Regions from separate parts of the Homo sapiens genome. Here region 2 is linked to region 1. A link is a contact called in ENCODE Hi-C or POLR2A ChIA-PET data. All regions are on one chromosome and are shown on one strand. The core of a region is the stretch at or near the end of the contact, and the rest is flanking DNA. Distances in the headings are between cores, read along the strand shown. Region 1 holds the start of BMPR1A (bone morphogenetic protein receptor type 1A). Region 2 holds the start of LDB3 (LIM domain binding 3).

Evidence for each region. A loop is a pair of places that touch in the nucleus more often than their neighbours do. ChIA-PET counts read pairs that join two places held with the same protein, here RNA polymerase II (POLR2A). Pooled maps may share reads with other maps.
Region 2: a loop to region 1 is called in a map of gastrocnemius medialis, with 2.5 times the contacts of the local background. The contact joins the promoter of LDB3 here to the promoter of BMPR1A in region 1. A Hi-C loop is called at or near these places in 1 of 168 maps with a recorded cell type or tissue (gastrocnemius medialis) and 1 of 50 pooled maps. POLR2A ChIA-PET finds 5 or more read pairs at or near these places in 4 of 52 experiments (AG04450, H1, Panc1 and 1 more).

The regions. Positions count from the first base shown.
Region 1 is chr10:86,754,346-86,760,150 of GRCh38, reverse strand. BMPR1A (bone morphogenetic protein receptor type 1A) reads right to left here and starts at 3,532. Exons shown (of 13, transcript NM_004329.3): 1 at 3,232-3,532. RefSeq lists a silencer at 3,050-4,019.
Region 2 is chr10:86,667,058-86,672,862 of GRCh38, reverse strand. It overlaps LDB3 (LIM domain binding 3), which reads right to left and starts at 4,352. Exons shown (of 14, transcript NM_007078.3): 1 at 4,293-4,352; 2 at 4,079-4,194. The coding sequence starts at 4,171. RefSeq lists an enhancer at 4,172-4,221.

The DNA.
Region 1 (5,805 bases), core at 2,283-4,782:
TTTAATGGAAGACCTAGGAAACTTCTGAGTGGCGAAGTGGTAAGAACTGGGCTTACAGATTAATTTAGGCAGAAATACATAAGATTAGATAAAGGAGAAAAGTGAAGGCAAGAAAATCATAACATTAGTCCAGGTGGGATGAGAACTTGATTTAGAGTTAGGGGGTGGGGGTGGAGTCGCGGGGTGGTGGGGGGAGAACTACGTGAAAGCCAAATAACACTAGATTTGAAAATAAATTCCTGAAAAAAATGTGAAACATTAAAATTCATATGAGAATCAGAAAATCGACACAAACCAACAGCTATTAAAGAAATTGAAGTGTTACTCAAAGTCCTCTCCAGAAAAAAGATCTAGGCCTAAATGGTCACATAGGGGAGGTCTTCCAAACTTTCAAGGAACAGATAATCCCAGTCTAAAATGATCCTGAAAAAGAGAAAAAGAAGGAAAGCTGCCCAACTCGTTTTATGATTTGACTACTACCTTCACACCAATATGAATTCAGAATTGCCCCACAGTTAGCAAGAATAGAGAGCAGAAGAGTTACAATATCATAAAGCAGAATCAACAGATGTTGGCTACAGACAAGATATGATGAAATGGGAAAAGGTTTGGGTTTGGTATGACATCAACAAAAATAAAGAACACCAAAGAGGCAAGTTTGCTAAGGAAAAGCAGCTCAGAACAATCAGGTACAGATATGTAGAAAGCAACTGAATAAAAAAGAAAAAACAAAACAAACAAACAAAAAAACGTGATTCAGAAGACACATAAACAAAGAATTGAGAATTATTCCAACAGAAAGGTCTGAACAATCATTCTAAGGGACTAGAGACATAGAGAAAAGTGATCTGAAAAGTGAAACTTGGAGAACGCATATTAAAGAGGAAAGAAGAAACAGAAGGCAGAAAAGTGGCGGAGAGGAACAAAGTCAGTATAATGTCACAAAAGGCCCCTCTTCATCTAGTTAATAGTTAACTCTTGCTCATCCTTCACAATCTGCCTGGGTTCCAACAAAGCAATTTTAAGGTATCTTTCCCAGATTCTCCCACCACCACAAGCACCAGATCAGGTCTCCATTTGAAGTTCTTATAATATTCTGCACCTTAATTAAAATCACAATTATATTTAACTAGAGACTTTATTTTTCAATAAGTATTTCCCCACTAGACTTTAAGCTCCATGAGGGAAGGATCTGTTGTATCTTACTGCCTTGGACCCTGTGTTAGAATACAGCGAGTATAGATGAATGAAACCCAAGGAGAGGCATCTGAAAATGTGAAGTCGATGTTAAATCTTACAGAAAACTCAAGGAGAGGACTTAGAAAAAGGTAGTTAAATGTGTTGATTAGGTTATAGTTCCTTGTGAAGGTGAAATCCAGATAACAAGGGGTTAAGAAATGAGTGGCTAGCCACCAACCAGGCAAAGGCAGGAAAAGCAGACTACACTTGGCAATCTCTAGAGATGGATTGTGAATGACTAAATTTTAATTTCAATGTTGCGCTAGTTCGCAATTAACAACCATGTGTTACTTTTATTACGAACAAGCTTTTTAAAATGTTAATAAGATTTGAAAAGGAAAAGCAGCAACAAGACAGCTTGAAGGAGTAGCAGACTTAAGAAAAGGTTTTTGTAAACTGAAAAAATCTTAAGAACATTTGTACTTTAAAGAACCCAAATACGACAGAGAAAATAACTCACGCTCCACTAAGCAGGAAAATTAGAAGGAAAGGAAAAAAACCCCAAGGTGTTAACTAATAAGAAAGACAAAAAAAAAAAAAAAAATTCTCCCTCTTTGACGGAAGGTTAAGAAGCCAGTAACAGAAGGAATTTAATGAAGGAGCTCCTGCTAAGTGCCTCAACCTCTTCTGTAAAGGGTGGGGAGAAGTGAAGAAAGTAGAAAAAGTTTAAAGTGGGCTCCACGGAAAATGGAGGAAAAATTAAACAAGAACTGAGTCTGGTTCTACTAAAAACGCATTCTACATTTCAATCGGCCTTTCATACACTCACCCCATTCCTAGATCAGAGAATTGCCCATATTTTAGCTTCAAATTTAAAAATCTAAATAATTCTGGTTCACATTCTTTATTTCAACAACTGAAAACAATGAGACGCATTAAGTTACACTCTAATTCAAAGTTTAACTCCTCTCACAAGTAAATACAATAAAGTAGTTGTTTTCAACTCCAGCAACAAAATAGCGATAATTTCAAGTAAGAGTAACTGAAAAATGTTCCTAAACGTAAAAGTGTTTGCAAACAGTTTTGGTTTTTTTTCTTCCTAATTCGTTTGCCAGAATACGATGTTCCTGGGTTCAAATCCCAGCTCCCTTAGACAAGTTAGTTAACCTCTTTGCGACTCGGTTTCTTCCCCTAAAACAATGAGGAATACAATAAACCAGAATCGTTGTAAGGATTAAATGACGTAACACAGGTGCCAAGTTCATACTATGTACTCTGAACAGTTTGTTAACCGCTTAAAAGAGAAAACCTGCAGGAGTTTGACCAAATTAAAACATCTGAGAGCATGAAAGAGTACCACGCTCAAACGCCAGACCCTAACACACAGCATATTATTTTTCTTCCCTGACGCAAGCTCATTTTTTTTTCCTTGCCAAATCTTTCCACTAGGAGTCTGGAAAGAGAAAAAAGGGTCCAGGCAATCCAGCAGAAAGTTTTCCAAAACTGAAGTACGGAATCACCAGGCCACGGAGCGGAGGCCGCGCAGGACAACAGGTGAAGCAGCTCCGGGAGCTCGGGGGCCAGGGCCCCTTCCCGCGGGGACTCGGGGGCGGGCCGGCTGCTCCTCTCACTCGACCCCCGCCCGAAACTCATTTTGTTCTCCCCTGTTCCTCCCCACAGCGTCCGGAGCCAAATCACAAATATCAGCCTCGCCGCTCCGGGGCGGGGAGGTGAGCGCCTTTCCCATTTAAGGATTCCAGAAGCGTCCCCGGAGCGACTTTCGCCCACTCCGCATCCCCAAACTCGGCCTGCAACCCGCGAGTGGGAGACAAAAGAGGGGCCGGCGGGGGACGCGGCGCGGGGTGCCGTGGGTCTCTGGCTGGGCGGTCCCGGCCCAGCGCGCGCCGAGGCCTGCGGAGCTGCCGGGGCCGGGCCGGGCAGCCCCTGGCTCCGGCCACCGCGCGCCCAGCTGCCTCTGCAGCCTCGCCCGAGCCCCTCTGGCCTCCCCGCTGCGGCCAGCCCCTCCGGTCCGCACGCGCACTCCCAACTCACCCGGACCCCAGGGAACGCATCCTCCAGCCCTCGGCGCGGAGCGGGTGGGCGCGGCGAGCCGCCGGGGCGAAGTGGGGCCCGAATCGGCCTTCGCCCTTGGCGTGCAGCGGCCCCGACCCGGTCGCCCCTCGATCGGGCCGTGCGATCTTCGCCGCGCGCGGACGGACGCGCCGAGCCTAAGCCTTCCTGCCCGCCCTTGGCCCTCCTCCCTCCTCGCTCCTGCCTCCTCCCTTCTCCTTCGCCAAGCCCGGCAGGCGGATTCCAATCTCTGCAGCGGCCGCCGCCACCGCCGCCGACTCTTGCCAGGAGGGGAGGGGGCGGCGCGGGTGCGGGGGCCTGGGGGAGGGGCGGGCGTCCGCGGGCCTTGCACGGCGCGCGCGCACTGGGAAGGCCCCCGCCCGCGCCGCGCGCACCCGACCACGGGCGCCTGCCCCGCCCCGCCCCGGACACGAAAAGAGCCGAGCGCACGGCGGAAGCGCCCGAAGAGTTCGCGGAGCCCGGCGCCCAGTTGCCGGGGAGGAGGGCCAGCCGCCGGCAAGGGGGCGCCGAGCTGCTGGTGCGGGCGGGAGTCGGGGCTGCTCCTCCGCGCGGGCCCGCCGGCCCCTCCCCACAAGCCAGCCCCACAGCTGCCGCCCGGGTAGCTTCCCGCAGACGCCGTAGGTAGCACGCGATGGAACGCGGCGGAGGGGAGCGTGGACACGGCTGCCGGGCGCTGCGGCCATCGGCGCCCTGGACGCCCGCTCCGGCCTTCGGGGCCGGATATCCCCACTCTCGCGGGCTCTTTCGCGTGGACCCCTCCTCCGGCCGACACTCACACTGCGGTGAACGCCAGTCAGCTGGCGTGAAATAAGGTCGCTGGGAAGGCACCAAGTCACCAAGGTGGGGGATGGCCAGGTCGTGGTAGTTGCGACAAAGAAAAATATAAGTCACATTGCATTTGTTTCTCGCCCACCCACCGCTCCCGGCGTCTCTTCCCGGGCTCCTTGCCAGCGTGCCGAGGCGCAGGCAGGGTGATGGAGGCTCCCCGGCCGGGAGGATCTGCCGGGGAGAGCGGCTTCCCTCATCGATTCGGGAGCGCCAGGCCCGGCGCGCCCGGGCTCCTGTGACCTGCGAGCCCGCGAATTCCAGCGGCATAAGATAAGGAGCGGCGAGGGCCCAACAGGACTGAGGTCAGCCAGCTATAAATACGCCTCCAGCTCCACCGCGGGCTCACGCTGGTGACCTCGTGTACCCTCCGGAGGCTCATTCCGTCCATTTGGAAAATGCAAATAATTGTCACCACCTCTTTTCTTCCATTTCCCCTCATTCATGGTGGAAAATGCTTTTAAAAGTATTCGATGACCCGTATGTGAGGAAAGAGGAGATAGGCCCCTTTTTCACCAAATGTGACTTTAACCTCCTTAGTAATCCAAGAAATGTATCAAGTTTAAGTCACTTAACAAAAGATGTTCTTTTAAAGGTGCATTTTAAAAAATCACTTTTAAAACTGGGTAAACTGGGTAAAAAGAAAGGGGGAAGGAAAACAATGTGCCAGGCATTTGTATTGACACACATTCTTGCCTGAAGAGGTGTTTAGATTCCAGGGTATTCCCTTATATTCTGGTATAAATGTTTGAATTCCCGTGTATTTTGTTTCAATTTTTTGGTTTATCTTTTATTCTGTCTCCCTTTTCTTCTTTTACCCGCCTTTGCCCTTAATGCTGCAGATAGCCTCTGTCATTCTGAATTATTTTTCAATTCTGTTTTCTTCCCTAATCTTTTTTTCTGGGCTCTTCAGCTGTCTCAGGTTTGACAGTCATGGGTTGTAGTATCTTGCTATGCAGGAAGAAGAGGATACGTGAGATTACTTGCATCAACTAAAATTGGTCACTTTTCTTTCTCAAGTTTCCTTCATAATACCCAGTTTTAGTTTTTTTGTTTTTTGGGGTTTTTTTGTTCTTTTTTTTTTGAGACGGAGTCTCGCTCTGTCGCCCAGGCTGAAGTGCAGTGGCGCCATCTCGGCTCACTGCAAGCTCCGCCTCCTGGGTTCACGCCATTCTCCTGCCTCAGCCTCCTGAGCAGCTGGGACTACAGGCGCCCGCCACCACGCCCGGCTAACTTTTTGTATTTTTAGTACAGACGGGGTGTCACCGTGTTAATAGGTGTTCTCGATCTCCTGACCTCGTGATCCTCCCGCCTCGGCCTCCCAAAGTGCTGGGATTACAAGCGTGAGCCACTGCGCCCAGCCCCAGCTTTAGTTCTAAAGGAAAAGATGGGCCTTTTGCTTAAGGAGATTCACATTGATTGGTCAAAGCTCTCATTGACGTATGCTGAGCAATGTGTCGGCAGAGAAAACCATGGCAAGCGTGTTATTATGCTCTTTATAGTCTAGTTGGATTTTTAGACATATGAATTGGTCTATAAAATAGACAACAATCTCAGGTGGGAACCTTAGTACATCAAGTTTCTGAAATGTACAAATGAGTATTCCCTGGCTTGTGTTATCTGCCACTGTAGAAATGAGAGCAAAATTGAAGCATCAAATTTTAAGTCGTGATATGTTTGCTTCTCTGCAAAAGACTCTCCTTTTCAAAT
Region 2 (5,805 bases), core at 3,103-5,602, 88 kb after region 1:
TGGGGCTGCTTATGCAGCTGCCCTTGCACGGTGTCCTGGCCCAGGGGCCTCCAAGGGTCCAATTCATTCCCCAGGACCCAGCCAGCCTCATGTCCTCTCCTTTTGGATCCCTCACAGAGTTAGATGCAGTTCTGAGCAGCCCGGAGGACCTGGCCTGGGGGACCTCTAAGAATGCATTCCCCAGCTGTGAGCCTCTGAGCCTCTGGCCGTTTATCTTCCCCTGTTGATAGATGTTGCAGGGAGGCCCCTGCCAGCCCCACTGAAGCCCTCGGAGGCTTGCCTGACCTTCAGTGCGGCTATAAACAGCACGGCCTGTCAGCACTGCTAAGAGCTGCCCAAGAAACAGCACTGCGTGCTCCAGCGGCCCCGAAATTCCAGGAATTGCCGGCACAGCTACCCCAGAATAGTCTCAGCCTGTCCCCCTTCCTCTCCCCAGAGACCCTCTGTCCTCAGCATGTTCCCACCACAGCTGGGAGAGTCTGATAAATACTGGAACCGAAACCCACAGAGAAGAGGCCTCTGAGCTGGTGCTCCAGGTGAGCCTGCAGGCGGGGTGGCTGAGACCCTAGGAAGAGAGGGTTTCCAGTAGACAGGCAGGCCCCTCCTGGGCCCAGGCTCAGCCCCCGACTCCACCAGTCTCACAACCAGTCCCAGTAGACAACAGGTGGAAAGTTTTCACAAGTGCCTGTTAGAAAGAGCTCTCACAGGTGTGGAAGGCATCATTTTATTTGTTTATTTATTTATTTATTTTTAAGATGGAGTCTCACTCTGCCCCCAGAATGGAGTGCAGTGGTGCGATCTCAGCTCACTGCAACCTCTGCCTCCTGGGTTCAAGCTGTTCTCCTGCCTCAGCCTCTTGAGTAGCTGGGATCACAAGCATGTACCACCACACCTGGCTAATTTTTGTATTTTTAGTGGAGACAGGGTTTCACCATGTTGGCCAGGCTGGTCTCAAACTCCTGACCTCAAGTGGTCTGCCCCCTCGGCCTCCCAAAGTGCTGGGATTACAGGCATGAGGCACCGCGCCCAGCCTGCTATCCCCATTTTAAGGGTGAGAAAAACTGAGGCCGAGCAGGTAAACAGACTTCTGAGGTGACACAGCTGAGAGCAGCAGAGCCTAACAAAGCATACTCCTCTTCCCCAAGGCGGAGGCATGAGAGGCATGAAGAGGTGAGACCCCAGACCACAGCCCCAGCCTCTGGCCAGCTGCCAGGGCAGAGGCCTTTGGAGCTGCTCCCTCTCTGGGCTGCTCCCCCTTCTCCACTTCCTGGAGAACTGGCTGGGGTGGGGTGAAAGGGCAGCTCATGTTGCAGGCCCAGCCACACCTGTCCAGGATAAATAAAGGCATTTCCCCGCCACCCTCCTTTCCCAGTCTCCCTCTTGAACTCCCTTCTCTGTGGGTCTGCAAGCAGAGACCCTATGAAGGGATGCCTTGAGGGGCTGCTGCTGCCCCAAAGTTGCTGCCATGAGCCCCCGGGAGCCACCACCCAGCCTGCAGGTGGCCTGTGTCCTTCCAGGAGGAGCTGCAGCACACACCTGCAGCTGAGAGGGGACAGACCCTCCCCAGTGCCTCTCTATTAGTCCCAGTTAGAGGGGTGAGCAAGCCAGCATGGGAGTTAGGGGTGACAGGATACAGGAGATCCACCCATGGACATCCCTGTCCTGTGAGCAGACTCGAGCCTCAGTTTGCCAGGCTCTGAAGCGAGGTAACGATCCCAGCCTCGCCTGCCTGCCCACCCCACAGGGTCACACACTCTTGCCTCTGGTGCCCTATGGCACAGGCTCAGGTCCTGGCTGGGGTGGGAGTGGGGTTCCTCCAGAGAGCTCTGGCCATGCCTCCCCCGTAGGGGGATGTCCCTGGTGCAGAAGGGCCCTGCGAGCCCCGGCAGTAAATCCTACAGCCCTGGTGGGATGGCAGGGCTGTGTCCACAAGGCCTGCCCTGCCAGCGGCACTGAACCAGGACACAAGCCCAGGCTATCAGCAGCCTACCACCAAAATTTCTCAAGAGGCTCCGAGCCCTGGGGAAGGCTCCAGTACCCAGTCCAGCCTGCTCCGCGGCTTAGGTGATTTGGGGTATGCCCCTAAAGGAAGCCGAGAGGCCATATCATGCCCATCCCCCGGTGCCCTGCCCGAGCTTCGGGTTCTATTTTTAGAAGTCCCCACAGTCATTGGATCCAGCACATCCCTGCATACCCCCTCCCCAGAGTAAGGACATTCCTCCTGCTATCTAGCTTAAGGCTTCTGGGCTGCCATTTAAGCCCCTGGCTGGCCGGGGCCAGGTGGCACATAGACCCTGGGTGAGGTCATTGGCTATCCTGAGTGCCACTGAGCCCAGTGGCCAATTTGCACCCATAGGGATAGGGCAGGGAGCACCAGCAGGAGGCCTCGAGATGGTGGAGCTGGGGGAGATGTGGGCTCAGTCCCAGGCAGGGGAGGCCACAGGGCCCATGAGAGAGCACACAGAGGCTCCACCTTATACAGGAAGGAGTCCTGCAAGCATGGGGGTGGGGAGCTGTGGGAAAGGGCAGTGGGAAATCCACTGGGGCTCACATGCTCACAGGTCACCACCTCATGCAAAGTGTGCAAGGCTGTGGGTGCCCAGGACCCTGTGGTCTCCAGGGCAGTAGATCTGGAGGGGTGGAATCTCCAGGTTAGAACAAGCCACATCTGCAACTGAAGGATGGAGGTCAGGGCCTGTTCCCTGCACCAGAGCCAGGCCAGCACCCCTCCTGTAAGCATGTGGCCTCTATGGCTATTATAAGGCTCTCACGGCATCCCTGGGTGGGGCTTCTACTTCTGGGGTCCCCTCAAGTACCCGTGGAACAAAAAAAAGATTACTCCTCCACTGGGGGCATTGGCTCCTGACCCGCTGCCCAGGTTCCCTGGCCCCTCTGCCAAGCCCCTTCAGGCCTTGCCCACTTCAGTGCTTCCCCTCCAACCCCTTCCTCCAGCCCCCAGGCCCAAGGCAAGTCCTTAAGGCCCCAGAGAAGAAACTGTCCCCTTGTTCCCCTGGTGGGCAGTAGCCCAGATACCCCTGCCTACCTACCACCCTCCAGTGACAGACTGGGGGCCTCCCCCTCTGGCCTTGTGCCCGGAACAGCACGGTCAGGGGCTCAGCCACCAGGCAGGGTTGTCCTTGCCCTGTATGCCTCACAGTTCGCCCTGAGCCTTGGGGCCTTCAGCCCTGGGTCTACCAGTGCCTTGCTGGGGAGTCTCTTTGTTTGACAGAAACTGACGGAGTGCCTACTACGGTCTGGGGGCTGTTCCCCCATCAGTCCCTGCTCCTGGAGTGCTTCCTCAGGAGCATGGCTAACTTTCTGCCTCTCTGGTGTTGCTGTCTCCAGCCAGGCGGTAGAGTTACTCAGACAACCCCTGATGTTCTGTGTCATCTGCATCAGGCCATGCTGCTCCCCATCACAGACACTGCAGGATAGGGGGCCATCTCACCAGGCCCCAGCACTTGTGGGGAACAAGACCTGAGACAGACAAAGCAGCCATGGTGAATGGGGAGAAGCGCCCAGCCCCATGAGCCAGGGTCTTGGTGTCTCAAGTTTGGGATGGAGCAGGTGCCCAGTACTCAGTCCAGCCCAGCCCCACACTCTGACAGCTGGGCAGCCAAGGTCAACCGTCTGTCTGTCCATCTATCCAACTGCCCATCACCTGCCCTCTCCATGCTGGGAATACTCCCTTCCCAAAGCAGCTGCCCATATCTAGGGAAATGCTCAAGGCTTGGGGGCACCCTGAGCCCACTCTAACAGTAAAGGGATCAGGAAGGTGCTGTACTCTCTGTCCAGCTACCTGCCTGCCTGCCTGCCTGCCTGCCTGAAAACTCAGCATTTTCTTCTCTGCTAAAAACACCTACCACCTGCTCATGATGTCTCACATGCATAACAGGCCGGCGCGCTCCAGTGAGCAAACAGCTGTGGCTGAGACCAGAGGACCAGGCCAGTCCCAGGGGATGGGGCATGCTCTGCTTTCTGAGAGGCTCAGAAAGGACAGACAGACAGACGGACACACATGCCCTCCTCCAAGCGTGCCTGCCCCATCGGGTGCCAGGCTGTGGCAGGGTGCACTCACCCGGGAGATAGTGAGGGGCATGTTGAAGTCCTTGCCCCCCTGCAGACGGAAGCCCCAGGGCCCGGGCCCAGTCAGGGTCACACTGTAAGACATGCTGGTGCTGTCAGCGGCCGCCTCTGCAGACAAAGGGTAGAGAGGGTTGAGTGAGAGGGCACTCAGGCACTCCGCCTGCCCGGTCCACACCTCTGCCCCTGCCCCTGACCCCCAGCCTTGCCTGTTCTGTCCCTTGCTGCCCAGCCGGGCTGCGTGGAGCTCTTGAGAGGCTCCTAAGAATAGCTGGGAGCGAATGCCATCGACACTGATATCTGCCTTCGGCTGCGCCCATAAATGGACTGTAACCCTACACTGTGCCTGCCAGCCTGCCGCCTCCCAGCCGGTCCACCATGACTCACACGGCTAATATAGCCCCTGGGGAGGGGTGTCCGGCACCCAGCACCCCCCAGGGGGGAGGAAGGGGAACTGGCCTGGTTGGTGAGAATGCTCTGGTCTCCTTGCTCCTGTGTCCTCTGGAGAGCGTAGACACTCGCTCTTCCTGCCCAGTGGTACCCATCCTCTTGCTCAGAAGACCAGGGGCTGAGCTCCCTTGGGTAGGGGCTTTGCTGCCGTGTGGTCCCTGGCCAGGATTCTGGGGTTGTGCTTTATCCAGTATGGGGCCCTGGAGGTGCCTTGGCTTGAGCTGAGCCTCCAGCTGGTCTGTGACTGGCCCAGGGTTGTCCAGCCATAAAAACGATCATCATAACAGCAGCTCTGGGCATAGCCAACCTCAGTATGGGCCCTTCACTCCCTGGGATCCTGAGAAGCTGCCACCTGGGCCCGCAGGAGACAAAGCTCAGGGAGGTTAAATGACTTCTCCAAGGTCACACAAGGAGTGGACCCAGGTCACACTGGAGCCTGGGCTGATTCCTACAGAATGCATGCCAGATAATGGGCTCCCAGTAGCCACAGAAGCCTCCCAAAGCCCTGGTCCTGGGCAGCTGGCCCTCTGCCTGCACCCCTTGGCATAGGGTCTGAAAGCAGGTCTGAGGCAGGCCCATCCCCTCCAGACCCTCTGGGGGCCCAGCCAGTTATTCCTGGCTCTCCTGTCTTTGTGCTCTGGAAAACTTGACGGCAGCATGGAAAGCTCCAGCTGCCAGTGCCACACGCCAGGCCCCGTGCCCTTTGCGCAGGAATGGCAGGGGGCAGGGAGAAGGGAGGAGACGCCATTTGCTCAGCTGCTAGACACAGGGCCAGGAGGGGCAGGGAGGGGGAAGCACGTGTGGCATGTTCAGCCTGTACCCCAGAGACAGTGTGTTCTGGATGGGGGCCTCAGCACCTTGGGACTTCTGCCAGTGCGGTCTTTGGGCCAACCCCTTCCCCAAGAAAGACCTCAGGCCCCTATGTGGTCTGGAGATAGATCAAGGCCCACCCTGGCTCCTTGGTTGGAGAAACTGAGGCTCAGGGGAGGCAACTGGGTTGGCTGCTTGCTGGCCCTCTTGGAGGGGTCTGGCTTGGACCCTGAGGAGTCAGTAGAGGCCTGGGTGTGAGTCATTTCTCAGCTTCTAGCCTCACTCCTGGGGCCTGGCACATGCAAGGTACAAGGTAGGATCACCCATATTACGGGGTTGTTTTGTCACTTGCCCAAAGTCACAAAACTATCAAGTGGAAGAAGTCAGGAAAAGACCTGTGTCCTTTTCCCTGCTTAATCACTTCCTTCACCCTATATCATGCAGCCCAGCCCAGGAGGCCAG